Regions from separate parts of the Homo sapiens genome. Here region 1 is linked to region 2. The links are chromatin loops, found by intact Hi-C in ENCODE. Cell type or tissue: OCI-LY7. All regions are shown on one strand. Links, peaks and the distances in the headings refer to the core of each region. The heading gives the core; the rest is flanking DNA.

Region 1 (10,500 bases), core at 3,090-5,589, 110 kb before region 2:
AATATTCCCTTCCACAGAATGGAGCCGCTGTGTTGCTGGGAAGCAGCTGCCCATCAGGAATTACATTTCTCTAGCTCCCTTCATTTAAGTGGGACCATGTGACAGAGAGCTGGCCAAGAGAATGCAGGCAGAAGTGATGCACACCACATACAGGCCTGGCCCAGGGGAAACTTTCATGCAGTCTTCCACTGTCTTTCCCATCTGCTGGCTAGATATCAACACTGAGGCTGACTTCGGAAGCCATGTGTTGAATCCTGCAAGGTCTCTGTATGAACCCCTGTGTCCAGGTCCCATCATTTGGACTTTACATAAGCAAGGAAAATATTTGCTATTATGATAAACCACTACAATTTTGGGGATGTGTCTGTTCCCACAGCTGATATTTATCTTAACTAATATGGACAGAGACATAGGAAAAAAGAAGTTCCCCAAATATATTTTGTTTCCATATGCTTTTGTGTACCCTCTTCTGCACTTCCTCCCCCTCTTTGATTCTTACACATCCTTCAAGACCAAGGTCAGGCATCACCTCCTCCAAGAAGACTTTGAAACCTCCCCAAGCTGAGTTAAATATGGATACTGCATGAAGGATTGTAATCTTCTGTGTATGTGATCATGTCCCAATATCTAACAACCTAACTGGTACATATTTGTAAAATTAATATGTAAATTAATAAAATAAATGGAGAAAGGTAAATACTTCAAGCAAAAAATAAAAAGTACAAGTCATCCTGAAAATATGAAAGGAAAAGTCTCTACTGGCTGTGGACAATGTAATTGCATTAAATATTTAAAAATATCTAGGTATGACTAGCCTTTCTGCTGCTTCATATGATCTTGTATTAACCTAAATTATTGCACCCAAAATGTAGCATATGGCACTTGGTACAAATCTGACTCTTTCACTAGATTGCGAATCCCCTGAAGACAAAGACTGTGGTTTTCTTTGTGTTTCCATTTTCAGGTCCCAGAATGGTGCCTGAAATGGTGTAGGCCCTCACCACATGCCCATTCACTGACTCGTTGACTCACTGACTGGCTCCAGGCTGGCCTTGAATTCCTGGGCTCAGACTATCCTCCTGCCTTTGTCCTTTTGTTCTGAGTCTTCCTCAGCATTTTCTGCCAACCCTTCTTTTCAGGCTGACATGGGTTAGGAGGTAATCTGAAAGCTTTCACCAATAAGAAAAATTAATTGAATTACATCAGCTCTATTATAAGGAAAAGGGCTATTGAGATATAATCTACATACTGTAAAATTCATCTGTTTAAAGTATACAATTCAATGATTTTTAGTGTACTTAGAGAATTGTACAGCCACTCCCATAATCTAATTGTAGAAGATTTCCATCATCCAAAAAAGAAACCTTGCAGCAGTCACTCCTCATTCACACTCTTCCCACCCCCAGCCCTAGGCAACCACTAATCCAGTTTCTCTCTCTATAGATTTGCCTATTCTAGACACTTCATATAAATGGAAGCATGCAATCTGTGGGGTGGGGTGGGGGGAGGTTGTAGAAGCTTTATCTTTTGACAAATGCTGATTAGCCTTGTAAAGTGCAGTTGAATATTATCAAACATGTTCTCAAAATGAACAAATATAGGAATAAGATGGGGGTTTCTATAACTGTCTAAATTACTGAGAAATAATAATTAGGGGTTGGGCATGGTGGCTCATGCCTGTAATCCTAGCACTTTGGGAGGCCAAGGTGGGTGGATCACTTGAACCCAGGAGTTCAGGACCAGCCTAGGCAACATGGTGAAACCCCATCTCTAAAAAAATTAGCTGGGCATGTGGTGCATGCCTATAGTCCCAGCTACCTGGGAAGATGAGGTCGGAGGATCACCTGAGCCTGGGAGGTTGAGGGTTCAGTGAGTTGTGATCGCACAACTGCACTCCAGCCTAGGTGACATGAGTGAGACCCTGTCTCAAAAAAATAAAAATAAAATAAATAATAATTAAAGGAACCAGCAGCTCAAAATATATTATAAACAATTCTCATAATTGATATTTTATCCAAATATCAAAAATTCATACATTTTTCAGATGAAGGGTCTCCAGAGAAACAGAACCAATAGAGTCTGTGTGTGTGTGTGTATGTGTGTGTGTGTACGTGCATGTGTGTGTGTGAGAGAGAGAGAGAAAGAGAAAGAGAGATTGTTATAAAATTTTATAACAAACACTAACATCGAGGAATGCTAGTGAGTAGACATGCAGCTATATGGTTTGGCAGGGCCTGCCAGTGCTCACCATAAATGTCTTCTCCTTGTCTTGCTGGATACATAATCTGACTCTCTTCCTCAACTGTCCTTTATAGGTAGGTGACCATATTAGTTAGTTCTGGACAATGGAATATAAGCACAATTTATGTAAGCACAAGTTATGTGTTTTACTTCTGGGCTGCCATGGTACATTTTATGTTAACCTGATGGGGCCACAGAGTGCTCTGGTTTTTGGCCAAACATTATTCTAGGTGGATCTGTGAGGGTGTTTCTGGATGGGACTAACATTTGAACTGGTAGACTGAGTACAGTAGATTGCCCTCTCTAATATGGGTAGGGCAATCAGTTGAAGACTAACTAGAACAAAAAGGCCGAGTGAAAAGGAATTCCCATTACCTGACTGCCTTTGGGCTAAGATGTTGTTTTCTTTTCTGCTTTCAGACTTGGATGGCAACATCAGCTCTCCTGGGTCTCCAGCTTGCTGACTGCAGATCTTAGGATATGTCAGCCTCCGTAATAGCATGAGCCAATTCCTTATAATAAATCTCTCTCTCTCTCTCTCTCTCTCTGTCTGTCTCTCTCTCTCTCTCACACACACACACATGCACGTACACACACACACGTGCGCACATACACACACACACACACACTCTCTCTCTCTCTCGCTATTGGTTCTGTTTCTCTGGAGACCCTTGACTAACACATGAGCCTAAACCATAACCCCTTCCACAGAGAATCCTTGCTCTCTTCTCTCATCTACTTACTGAATGGATGGAGAGGATGCTATGAACCTAGGGAAAGGTGGGGCCACAAAATGGTAGGCATCTGGGGTCCCTGAATAAAGCATAAGAAGAGAGCTGCCTAGTCTACCTTCATTGTACTGCAACATGAATGAGAAATAAACACTTATTGTGCTGATCCACTCAGAGTATGCGGTTTATGTATTATGGCAGCTAGTGGTATTTACTGTAGCATTTATTACATGCTAGATTTTTATGAAATTGAAGGGTAATTCACTCAAGTCAAAATGTAACTAAAAATTAACTGTTTCAGTGGAATGAATACCTCTTTGCTTGTGAATTTTCAAAATTAAAAGAGAAAAGTCTGAGTCATGAACTGATAGTAGAGGGGTGCTTTACCATGACCAGTGTTCTGGCTCACATGAAGCCATGGAGTCTAGCCCAAGTAGCTGAATTCAGTGGCAATGTTCAGATCTGACTCATCCAGTCTGGCTCTTCTTAAGAGACAAAGAACAAATACTGTCTGTTGGCGGGTACTTCCAAAATAATTAGCAAGCACCAGCATACTTTTATTATTTTTTTCTGGCTATACAAACGCCCATAACTAGTATATCAAACTTCATGACTGTGAAAAAATAAAAGAACTTGTGAAAAGTAAGAAACATTTTGCCAGGAAGCAATTTCATTAATAGAGAAGTAGAATTGTATACTAGGAGGAACATGGGCTTTGAAAGTAGGCTGTCATAGGTTTAATTCATTCATCACTATTAATTAATTCATCAATTAAACAAGTGTGTACTGAGAACCTACTAAATTGAACCATAAAGATGCTGATACTCAACTTTATTTGAACTACAAAAATAATGGTTTTGTATGATTCAGTCTAATACATAACAGCCACTGTTGTATGTGCTGGGCCTTCAGTAAGAATAAAACAAAGTTCCTGTTCTCATGGAGATTACCTTTTAGTGGTGAGAGATCAAAAGAAAACAAGTCAAATGTATAGTATGTGCAGTAATAATACAGGCAATTAAGAAAAATATAGAAGGTAAGGAAGATGGGTGTGTTGTGAGGGGAGGAATTTGCTATTTTGTGGTAGTCAGGAAAGCATCTTTGATAAAGCCATGTTTGAGTAGAGAACTGTAGGAAGTGCAGAAATAAGCCATTTGGCTACCTGGGAGAAGAGCATTCTAGGCAGAGGAAATAGCAGGTGCGAAGTCCCTGATGCATGACTATGCTTGGTATGTTCAAGAATAGCAATGCCAGTGTGGCTGGAGCAAAGTGGGCAAAAGAGAGAGTAGTAAGGGATGAGATCAGCAAGGCATAGGACTACCTCATGTAAACCTTGCCTTACTTTTATAGGGCTTCTGGTTTTCACTGATTTAAGAGTTGAAAAACCTTGGAGGGTTTGGGGGAGAGATGTGACATGTGTTTTCAAAAGACTACTCTGGCTACTCTTGTGCGAATAGACTGTAGGGAAGAGAAGGTCGAAGCAGGCCAATTAAAAGGCTATTATTCCCCTAATCCAGGCAGGAAAAGACCATGGCTTGGTCTAAAACATTAGGTATGCAGCTAGTGAGAAGTGGTTAGCTTTTGTTCTATGAACGTAGAACTAACAAGATTTACTGATGTATCGGATGTGCCATATCAAAAAAAAGAGGTGCTAAAAATGTTCTGAGCAAGTGAAAAGGATGGAGTTTTCATTAACTGACATGGGGAAACCTGAACAAGGAAGAGGTTTTATGGCTGTGAGAATTTAGAGTTTCGTTTTAGACATTTAAAGGGTGAAATGCCTACTAGACATTCAAATGGAGAGGTCAAATAGTCAAGTAGGCAGCTGAATACAACAGCTGCAGAGAGACTCAGGTTAGGAATATAAACTTTGGAGTCATCAGCATGAATAAGACAATAAACTATTGAGGTTAATTGAGAAAAAAAGAAAAGAAATAGCGGAGACAAGAACTAAGCCTGGAGCATTCTGACGTTTAGGGGTCAAAGAAAAGAGAATAAAAGGAAGCAGCTGGGGATGTCAGAAGAGATGTTTAGAATGCAAGTCTTCATTCTTATGAGACCTCTCCAGGTTTCAGTTTCCATAAGTGAAAAATACAGAAAATAATTCCTAGGTCAGAGGATTTCCAAAGGCTGAAAAGAAGTAACATGGGAAAGCATACATAAGATCTAGAATGTGCTTAATAAATGTTATTCCTGACTCTTGGTGAAATTCTGGGTAGATGCCAGATTTCTCATGCTTCCTTCTATTTTTTGGCTCCTCAATCAGGTCCTCAAATATGAACCCTATAGTCCAACAGTGTTGGCTATGGAAGTAAGAGCCTCATTATTCTTCAGTTATTAGTTATACATTTTTCAGTGATAGAGCTCACTGTTATCAGATATTCATCTTTACTGTTTGTTCTCTTCCTGTGTTTTGTGAGGAGTCAGGTTTAAAGGAGAGTGGTCACTAATGTGAAGCTGGGAAAATGGAGGGAGGATGAGTTCTTTATCACCTGGCAGGAGTGTATCCTTACTTCAACATTTAACTGCTCACCAAATAATTTAATTTCAGAGGATTTGTTTCAGTGCTATGGAAGAACTATCTGTATATAAATAGCTGGGTTAAGTAGATCTTTCACTGCAGCTGTTAAAACCTATTGTTGTAGCTAGACACCTTGTAGTGATTCAAGATCATCTGTCTTTGAAGAAAGTCTATGCTTTCTTTTATGCACATGTAGTTTCTTTTAGTTCTGAAAATAAAATAAGCTTTACTTAGGAAGACTAAAGAAAATGTTTACTGAATAAACCAGGGGTAGCTGAAATAATACCCTGCCACAATCTCCTGCTTTTATTTCATTTATCTGCTTTCAACATTTACCACTGAATACTTATTGAAAGAATAAAGGAAAAACTAAATGAATGGATGAATTAATATCTGAATGGCTTTTTTTTGCTTTTCCTTAACAAGACTCCTCCTAAATAATCCTAAATAAGTTCTGGGTTACCCTGAGGATTATCTTTTACAACAAGAATCATGAAGTAGGAATACTTTTTCATAAAGAAGAGATAAATCCCAGAGTAACACCGAAACTTACCTAGTAAAGTAGTAAACAATCTGTAGGGAATCTCAGGGGATCATCTGATCCTAGTATCAGGCTCAAGCAGATTCTTTTTCAAGTTCTTATCCCTCCTCCTCTTCCCCACCCCAACCCAGTTGGATTTAAATTGTGTATATTAGAGCCTCTTTGTAAGGAAGAATTGGGCAGCAGTGCAGAGAGAAGGAAGAGTTGGGTGCTTTACCCTACTGCTAGCACTTGGGTGCTCAAAGTAGAGAAACAAGAAAAACAGGCTACTGGTAAGATGGACAATAAAATGAGCTGCATTGGGTGAACTGTGACCTAGATTATAACAGTGCTTTACAAATAATATTCCAAATTATAAGTCCCTAAAATTATCCAAATCTAGATTTTAACAATCCCGAAAGCCATTCATTTTAGAAAGATTTTATTTTCCTGTATCCTTCCCTCCATTTCTACTCCTGCCACCTTAGTCCAAACCAGTGTTTTTTTTCTTGCCAGGACAATGACAAAAGCTTTTCAACCAGTCTCTTCATTGCTTCTGTTGCTCTTCTGTAATCCATTCTCCATGTAGCACTTGGAATAATCCGACTAAAATGTAAATCAAATCAAATCATTTCTCTACTTACAATCTTTCAATGGCTCCCTATAGTACTTGGAACAACGTCCAAGCTCCTCCCTGTGGTCTTTAAGGTTTTTTGTGATCCGGCCCCTCCCTGCCCCTCTAACATCATATTGAGTCATTCTCTCCTTCACTATTCTCCAGCTACATTGACATCCTTTTACATGTATGGTGCTTGTGTATGTTTGTACATATCTATATAGTGTATATACATATAACTATTTTTTATTAGGATATAATTGGCATACAATAAACTAAACACACTTAAAGTGTATAACTTAAAGTTTTCAGATTTAGATATATGCATGAAAATATAACCACAATCAACAAAATTGGCATATCTATCATCCAAAAATTTCCTTTTACCCTTTTGTAATTTCTCACTCATGTCCCTCATTATCTTCTCATCCACCAGGCAACAAACAATATGCTTTCTGTCACTATAGGTAAGTTTAGCTTTTCTAGAATTTTATCTAAATGAAATTATACAGTATATACTTTTTTGTCTAGCTGCCTTTACTCAGCATAGTTATTTTGATATTTATCCATGTTGTTTATATTAATAGTTCATTCCTTTTTATTGCCAAATAGTGTTCCATTGTATGGATATAGCATAATTTATTTATCCATTCACCTACTGATGAACATTTGGTTTGCTGCCAGGTTTTGTCTATTAGAAATAAAGCTACTATGGACATTTGTATAAAACTCATTCTATCGCCATTTGTTTTCATTTCTCTTCAAAAAATATCTAGGTATAAATGACCGAGTCTAGAGAAGGTGAAGCAAAATGACTGAATAGAACTTTCCAGCAATTGTTGCCCCTGCAGAATACCAAATTGAATAACCATCCACATAAGAAAACACCTTCATAAGAACCAAAAACCAGGTGAGTGATCATAGTACCTGGTTTTAACATCATACCAATGAAAGAAGCACTGAAAGAGTATGAAAGATGTTGGCGCCACCCCTCCCTCATCCCCTGGCAGTGACTGTGTGGCATGGAGAGAGAATCTGTGTGCTTGGGGGAGGAAGAGAGCAGTAATTGTGGGACTTTGCACTGAAATTCAGTGCTGTGCTGTCATAACAGGGACTAACACAGGGCAGAACTCAGCTGGCACCCAAAGAGTGAGCATTTAGACCAGCCTTAGCCAGAGGGGAATCACCTAGCAGTATTGTCAGAATTCTGACAAGCCCAAAAACAAGCTAAAGCGCTCTGGAGTTCTAAATAAACTTGAAAGATGGTCTAGGCCACAAGAATTGCAATTTGTGGGCAAGTTCTGATGCTGTTCTAGGCTCAGAGTCAGTGAATTTGGGGTGCATACAACCTAGTGAGATGCCAACCACAGGGGCAAGGGAATGTTTGTGCCACCCCTCAGCCAACTCCAGGCAGCACAGCTTGCAGCTCCAGGATTCACACCTTCCTTCTGCTTGAGAAGAAGAGAGGGGAGAGGAGGACTTCGTTTTTCAACTTGGATACCAGCTAAGCCACAGTAGGACAGGGCACCAGGGAGAGTCTGACAGCCCTCATTCCAGGTCCTGGTTCCTGGACAAAATTTCTAAATATATCCTGAGCCAGAAGATAACCTGCTTCCTTGAAGGGAAGGACCCAGTCCTGGCAGAATTCATCACCTGCCAGCTAAATAGCCCTTGGGCCTTGAATGAACATGAGCAATACCCAGGCAGTACTTGTCATAGGCCTTGGGTAAGACCCAGGGCCACACTGGCTTTATGTGTGACTGAGTGCATTCCCAGCAGCTGTGGCCTTGAGGAGAGAATCCTGTTTGAGGAAAGGAGAGGGAAGAGTAAAGGGGACTTTGCCTTGTAGTTTGGGTATCAGCTTAGCCACAGTGGAGTAGAACATCAAGCAGTTTCCAAGGGTCCCCAGTTCCAGGCCTTGGTTCTTAGATGGCATTTCTGGATCCATCCTGGGCCAGAGTGAAGACTACTGTTCCGAAGGGAGAGATCCAGGCCTGGCAGCATTCACCACAAGCTGACTGAAGAGTCCTTGGGCCTGGAGCAAACATCAGCAGTAACCAGGCAATCCTCACTGTGAGCCTAGAACAGTGGTGGCCACAGCGAGAGACTTCTTCTGCATAGAGGAAAGAGTGGGAAGAATGTTGTCTTGTGGTTTGGGTGCCAGCTCAGCCACAGTAGAATAGAGTACCAAGTAGATTCTTACGTTTCCTAACTCTAGACCTGGGCTCCTAAATGGCATTTCTTGTCCCACTCTGGGCCAGGGGGGAGCTCACCACCCTGAAGGGAAGGGCATAAACCTGGCTACATTTGCTGCCTGCTGACTGAAGAGCCTTTGAGTCTTGAGTGAGCATCGGTGGTAGCCAGGCAGTGGACACCTCAGGACATTGACAAGACCCAGTGTTATGCTGGCTTCAGGTCTGACACAGTACAGTCCCAGTGATGGTGACCATAGGGGTGCTTGTGTCACCCCCTCTGACAGCTCCAGGGAGCCCAGCATGCAGAGAGAGACTCCATTTGTTTGGAGGAAAGCGAGAGAAGAGAACAAATCTCTGCCTAGTAATCTAAGGAATTCCCCTGGATCTCACCTAAGACCAGGAAGGTGGTATTTCTACAAGTCTGTAAGAGTCCCAGTGTTACTGAGCATGGAGTGCCCCCTAATGCAGATATTGCAACAGTGACTAAAGATTTAGATCATAACACTTGAATACTTGGAAAGCCTTCCCAAGAAGGATGGGTACAAATAAGCTCAGACTGCAAAGACTACAATAAATACCTAACTCTTCAATGCACAAAAATAAATGAACACCCACAAGCATTAAGACCATTCAGGAAAACATGACCTCACAAGACAAACTAAATAAGGCACCAGTGACCAATCCTGAGTAAGAGATATGTGACCTTTCAGAGAATTCAAAATACCTGTTTTTAGGAAGCTTAACAAAATTTAAGATAACACAGAGAAGGAATTCAGAATCTTATCAGATAAATTTTTAACAAAGATATTGAAATAATTTTTAAAAATCAAGCAGAAATTCTGGAGCTGAAAAATTCAATTGATGTACAAAGAATGCAGCAGCATCTTGCAATAGCAGAGTTGATCAAACAGAAGAAAGAATTACTGAGCTTGAAGACAGGCTATTTGAAAACACAGAGTCATAGAAGACAAAAGAAAAAAGAATAAGAAAGAATGAAGAATGCCCATAAGATGTAGAAAATAGCTTCAAAATAGCAAATCTAAAAGTTCTTAATCTTTAAGAGGAGGTAAAGAGAGAGATCAGGGTTGAAAGTTTATTCAAAGGGATAGTAAAAGAAAATTTTCCAAATCTAAATAAAGAAATCAACTTACAAGAACAAGAAGGTTCTATAACACCAAGCAAATTTAACCCAAAGAAGACTACTTTAAGTCTTTTAATAATCAAACTCCCAAAGGTCAAGTATAAAGAAAGAAACTTAAGAGTAGCAAGAGAAAAGAAACACATAGCATACAAAAGAACTTCAATATGTCTGGCAGCAGAATTCTCAGTGGAAGCCTTCCAGGCCAGGAGAGAGCGGCATGATATATTTAAAAGGATGACTGAAAATGCTTTTATCCTAGAATAACATAGGTGAAAATATCCTTCAAACATGAAGGAGAAATAAAGATCTTCCCAGGCAAACAAAAGGTGAAAGATTTAACCAACATCATATCTGTCCTACAAGAAATGCTAAGGAGAGTTCTTCAATCTGAAAGAAAATAATGTTAATGAGCAATAAGAAAACATCTGAACATACAAAACTCACTGGTCATAATAAATAAACAGACAAACACGTAATATTAGAACACTGTAACTGTGGTGTTTAAAGCACCCATATCTTGAGTAGGAAGACTAAA
Region 2 (6,451 bases), core at 1-2,500:
TCTCCCCAAAGAAGACTGTACAGATAGAAGATCTGAATAGAGAAAAAGGACTTGTAGTTTGAAAACTGTTTTCAACTAGGGGGAAGGAGGGGATTTTCTCCATAGCACCAACCTGGGAATACCAAAAGACTCTTTTCCTCCTTTTGTTTTAATTTTTCAATTACCGTAAGCTTTTCTCTCACAGCTTTATTTTTAACTTTAATGATCACACATATATCACACAAATATAACTAATACGCAGGGAGATTTTTCAAGAGATATAAACATCCTGGTTGAGAAAGTCAGGAGAGAAAAACTACTAAGTAAACTAAAAATGACAAGATAATTAGAGAGAAGATATATACAGCAATAAATTTGAATTTCAAAGAAAATTTCAGGTAACAAATCTGTTATATTTTCACGTGCATTAATAGAAGTTAAAGCAAGAGAAAATTGAGTTAATAAAAAATTGATTTAAAAAAAAACAGATTTTCAACACAAAATCTCTCTGAAACTACTGCGCCCTTGCCTCTGCTGTAATTTTGGAAGGATTAGCGCTTGTAGGACTCTGGCTGTCCCCAGCAGTGACACACCTTCCCACCCCAGGATACATAAAACTGGGGCACAGAGCAGATGGAATTTTCAGCTCTGCTCATCAGCAGGTTGACCTGCTTGTTCCAAGCAATTTTGTGAATTTAAGACTCTGGTGCCTGGCTGGACTCATAGCACCCGGGTGCTCTGCAATTTGTACAGAATTCTAAAATTTCAGGCTCTGCTTGTTGCCTAGATCTTTAGTAATAACAGCAATAAAAAAGTAATAATACCCACATGTATTAAGCATTTATGAAGCTACATTAATTAAGCATATGTTGTGTTTATGTAGTTTGCAGTTAATGGCACTGGCTTAATGTAATAGGGATAGTATTTTTTAAAGAAGAACTTGATATATTTCCATCTTCAAATTGTGTTTCACTGGAAACTGCTCCTCTTCCAGGGCTGGACAGGGTACCTAATGCCCTCACGGAAGAAAAGGTGGGTTAGCAAGTCAATAGACTTAAAAATCAGAGTCCTGCTTTAGACCAATCAGAATGACGTATGAAGATCTATTGTATAGACAAATGAGAAGCCCATCCCAGAAGAGAAAGGACATACCAGCTTCTGGAGAATTTCAAAACGGAAAAGGCTGAATGAGATGGGGAGGATAGGGAAATAGTTCTACATTTGTGTCTGGAACTTTCCTTTCTGGGCACTGGCCTCGAGAGAATGTAGCATAATAAATAGGTATTGGGCAAACATAAGAAAAGAGAGCTCTGGGTTCCCAATCCCATCTAGATTCTGGGCAGGGCCACATCCCATTAAACTTGATAGTTCCCTGTGGTAAGGACTAGCAAGATTTTGGGGATAAATCTTTCTGAGTCCCACTGATATTCCTAAATTACGAATGAGACCCAGAGGTACCTGGAGCCTCCAGAAGGGGGCCTCAGCAGGCAGCTGGTCTGAAAGCCAACTGGACTGCCCTGGGGCCAGCTTGGCAAGGGGAGAGGTGACCGCTGCAGAGGCTAGGAAAGACAGATGGCCGACCTGGCAGAGACTCAGAGGGACCACTTTGCCAGTGCGAGGCGAGCTGAGGTGACCAGCCAGAAAGAGCTCCAGGCTCTGGCCAGAATGGTCTTGACCTAAATATGCCACCTGCAGGCCACAGGTATACTGGAAGGGATGCCCACTCCCTATTATCCCTTTTCCTGTGTGTCTCTCCGGCCCCATGTACCAGCCATTCATTCGTTAGGAGTTTGAACAAAAAGCTAATTCAAACTTTCTCCATCCTCCTCAAATATCTCATCTTTGCCCTCTTTTGTTACTCTCCAAAGACAGCCTTGCTCTTGGTTCACAGAGAAAATAAGAGCCACCGGACAGTAAAATGCAAATCAGATCATCTCTCTTCGTTTAAAACACCTATCAATGACTTCTCATTGCTCTTAGGATAAATACCAAAATCCTGAAGGTAGCTACAAGGGTTTGATTGGGCTTTTACTCGCTTTGCAGCTTCAACTGCTGTCATTTCTCTCCTTTCTCTCTGACCTGCAGTTTCATGTTAATTTCTACCACAGGGATTTTTTTAAATATGCTATTCCTTCTTTAAAGAATAATCTTCCTTCCCCACCTTGGCCTACTTAATTCTTCTTTGTCTTTCAGAGCCCCACTCATTGTTGGCATGAGATCAGTCACCCCCTTGAGATACTCTCACAGCACTTTCTCATGGCACACCCTGAGTAAACATATTTATTTAATATTGCTTAGGTAAGCCAATAGTATTATATCAACTAATTTCATTTGGAGTAGCAAGTCCCATGCACTAGCTAACTAACATCACCCCATTATCTAACTATATATTTTCATAATTTTAAGTGCTGAAAAGCAATCAACTTTTCTTCATCAAGCATCTCGTAACCTGTACCTTGCCTTCTACCTGATGTGCAATTTGTCACAAAGGCACTGGGTGAAAGTCATCATGTGACACCACAGGAAAACAGGAAAAAGTACAGGAGACACATTTCATGATTTATCAAGAAGTGACAAGAATATAATTTACCATTACATCTATATGCAGCATTTGATATAAAAATACTTGCCTCTAGGGTACCTAAAATCCTGGTCTATTGAAAGTACTGAACTTACCAACCAATAACTCAGCTAATATATTTAATGTATATATTTTTAGGAAAACAGGTCCCAAAGATGTAATCTCGCATCATCCTCTCTAACCCTTTACTTTCTCCATATCAGCTTGCCCCGAATCTTAGCTTGGAGTTGAGAGGTCATCTCAGCAGCCTGTTCCTGGCCTTCCTGTCGGCTGGAGGCCAAAGCCTCCCTCAGCTGCCTGTGTCCAGTGGCTGCTGTAATAATGATGTCTCAGCTTCAGGAGGTCTATTTCCAGGCCATGTGAGCTAATTAAAACACAGGCCTTCATTTGCCTTTCTGGCAATCCCTGATCAGTGTGAGAGGCCTATGCCACCCTCTCCATTCTAATTTTAGTTCTCCTCTAGTGTTTTCTCTCCTTTGCAGAAAAGCGTCCTATGCTGCTAAGCACTTACAGGCTTTTGTTTTTGTTATTTCTCCCACTTGGAAAGAAGCACTTTTCCACTTTACTCCTTTTGGGTTTTCTCCTCCCATCAGTTTTCTCCTGCAGGAGGTGATGGTTTGAAACTACTAGCAAAACTGAAGATAATTAGTTACCCAAGGTAGTTGACTTGCTTAGCAGGTGCCCTTGAGAAAGTGCTAATGCACAAAATTCTTCATGTGGAAACAACTTTTTGGACACAGCTTTCTATAAAGATAGAGAACACCTGTTATCACTGGCGATGCTCAGCTTCTTTTCCCCCAGCAATTCACAACACAACTATCCAGAGTTCAGAACTCATAAATTCACTCACAATAGGCTGAGATGCTATTTTTCGGTCTTTTAAAACGGATACTCTTTACTTCTGATAAGCATAAAATTATCACATGGCTTCCTCCCACCCTACCCTCCCTCACTGAAAAAAAATCATTATCTCAACTATCTACTCTACATATCTACTTGAATATCCAACAGATTTTCAAATTAAAATGTTCAAAACTGAGATTTCCCCATCTCCACTAATATCAGCTCCATCTTTCCAAAGGTCAAAACACCAAATATCTTTGAATTACAACTTTGGTCCCTTTTATTTTCTTATATCCTACCTCCAATTCATCCAAATATATATGTAGATAGATTGATAGATCAATCGATAGACAGATGATAGATAGATAGATAGATAGATAGATAGATAGACAGATAGATCTACCTTTAACATAGATCCAGAATTCTACCACTCCTCACCACCTCTATTTAAAAAAAACTGTTACCCGAGGAAAGAAGAACACACTGGCAACCATTAAGGGGACCCAAGAGATTGAAATATCTTAGCAGATGGGTTCTCAGGTCATTCAAAGGTTTCACATGAGAATGAGACACATAGTGGCCATGTGCAGAGAGAGCCCCTTAGGGAAGTGGCCTTGAATGAAACACCTCTCTTAGGGAGACTTTGGCAGCCAGGGAATGACATGAGGAGCCTTGGCACCTCAAGGAAGAGTGGGACAAAGTATAGAAGAAGTGAACTCAGATAAAGGTGATCTATATTACAATGTGTTAAACAAATGGAAAGATTAAATATTATGAACGCAGTGAATGTTATGTCTTTAGAAGTATCAAACATTTCTTCCAGGAAATTGTTGTACTGATTTAATTGCAGTATTTAAGAATATGTTGATGGAGGAGAGGCTAACTCAGCTGCTCAGTCCCATGGTCTTAAGACAATTGCTGATAATTATAATCATTCCTAGTTCCTTGTGCATCCCATTCTTTGAATCCAACAATTATTCCAACCCTCTTCTTTAATACCTTGACTCCAGCAATACTTTGACCCCACTGGAATCTCCAGTCCTAAGATCTTATTGATTTTTCAGTGTTAATTATCTCCTTGTTCTCTTTCACTTCCCTCTTCATCTTGAAGTCTATGGTTAAATATTACACTCCCTTGCATTTATATTTCCTTGCTCTTCAATCACTTCAATATACCAATTTAGCAAAACCACAACCTATGTAAAATTCAACTCTCCAAATACTCTGCACCTGCATCCTCCAGCTGACATAGGCTGGAGAAAAACACAGAACCACATTGGATAGTCTAATTCTAAATGCATGAACACAGACTTTAAATAGGCCTTTAATGCTGCCAGGTGATCACATCATATACCTCCTTTGTCCACTCACTGTTTCTTCTAAACAACTATTTCACACTGTTCTCTCTTTCCTCAAACTCTACATTTCCTTCTCTGTCTTTGGTTTCAATTGAAGCTGCTGCTCTCTACTTTGTAGAAAAACTGAAAACTATCAGAACAGATCTTCCCCAGATTCCCACCACATGGATCTCCTGCCAGTATTTGCACCCACAACCAAAACATCTGTTCATGCTCCTGTCCAAAACCAGTCTCTCCACTTGGTTAATAATAGAATTCATCATCCCCTCTTTCTCCTCCATCGTAACTTAAAAATTCCCCTGTGAAGAAATTCCTTCAAGGGTAGTCTATCATTACTCTAAGTCCTCTCCTCCCTTTCTCCCTTAAAACCACCACATGAGGCTCTATCATTTCCAACCAAATTGCTCTTGTCAAGGTCAGCAGTGACCCCCCCACCCCCAATATTGTTAAATCCATGAACCTATTCTAACTTAGTCCTCATCCTACTTAACTTATCAGCTATATTTGACAGAGTTGATCCCTCTTTCCTTCTTAATAACTTTCTTCACCTGACTTCAGAACAAGACACTCACCAAAAGATTTCCTTCTATCTCACAGGTTGCTCCTTATCAGCTTCCCTTGCTGGTGCTGCCTTTCATTCCATCCTTCCTCAAGCTCAGTTATTGGTCTTCTTCCTCTACACACGCTGCATATCATCTGTATAATGACGACGTTCACATCTATACCTGCAGACTGGACCTTCTGCTGCCTACTTGACACATCTATTCAGATATTCAGTAGGCATCTCAAAATTAACTCCTGGTATTTCTCACTGTTTACCAAACCTTCTCTTCCCCAAATCTCTTGTGTGTCAAACGATAGGAAATTCATTCTTACAGTTGTTAAGGAGAAAGGTCTTGGAGTCATCCTTAATTCTTCTCATTTTCTCATATACCATGTCCACTCCACCATGAAATTCCATTGGATCTGCCTTAAAAATATGTCCAACATCTCTCCATTTCTCTCTAACTCTGCTGATTCACCTGTGATCTTAGCTGCTTTCCCTCTCTTACTGCAATGCTACAATTGCCTTCTAACTGGCTTTCCTGCATCCACCCTTGTTCCCTCTCCCCATCCATGATCGACATTATAGCCAGATTAATCCTCATAAAATAGAAGTTAGATCATGTGACTTTTCTTCTGAAAGAACTGAATAGGCTCTAAGAAAAATCACTCTGGGTTAAAGCCAAAGTCCTGAAATGGCTTATTAGGGCCTTACATAATCTATCCCTCACCCTCTCTTCTTACCTACAAATATTCTACATTTCAAGGAAGAGCATCCACCTTTCACTCATCAGCTTAAGCTAGAAACTTTAGAGCCCTCCTTGAAATATTTCCCCTCATCTTTGCACATCCAATTACCATGACCTGTTAATTACTCTTTCCTTGTATCTCTTAAACCAATTTACATTTTCCCTTTGCTATGAAACTATTTCTCCCCTTCTCCAATGTCATTTCATCTCAAATCTACTACATATTAATACTAGAGTGAACTTTCTAGTTAAATGTGAACCTATTTATATCATTCCCCAGACTGTATAACACCAAAGCTTTTTAATTCTAACAACCTTTTTTGATGATTCACAAGTTGAAGCTTTAATCACAATTCAAGCTACTTTTTAAATGGCCCTCTGTTATAATAAATTCATTG

The links. A loop is a pair of places that touch in the nucleus more often than their neighbours do. Peaks named below come from ENCODE experiments on the same cell type or tissue, not always from the same donor. Only the 100,000 strongest peaks of a DNase experiment are listed, where the experiment ranks them.
Region 1: a loop joins it to region 2, with 2.3 times the contacts of the local background. A loop is called at or near these places in 1 of 110 quality-filtered maps.

Annotation. Positions count from the first base shown.
Region 1 is chr12:99,278,077-99,288,576 of GRCh38, forward strand. The region is part of intron 12 of ANKS1B (ankyrin repeat and sterile alpha motif domain containing 1B); the gene reads right to left. Among named protein-coding and RNA genes, the nearest start is that of GARIN6, 360 kb to the right of the region's middle. In OCI-LY7, for the core only: no CTCF peak of the experiment used is centred there; a DNase peak (open chromatin) is centred at 4,195; H3K4me3 peaks cover 1,211 bases; H3K27ac peaks cover 2,390 bases.
Region 2 is chr12:99,389,338-99,395,788 of GRCh38, forward strand. The region is part of intron 12 of ANKS1B (ankyrin repeat and sterile alpha motif domain containing 1B); the gene reads right to left. Among named protein-coding and RNA genes, the nearest start is that of GARIN6, 260 kb to the right of the region's middle. In OCI-LY7, for the core only: CTCF peaks have their summits at 1,440 (motif pointing right) and 1,640 (motif pointing left); no DNase peak of the experiment used is centred there; H3K4me3 peaks cover 1,363 bases; H3K27ac peaks cover 2,500 bases.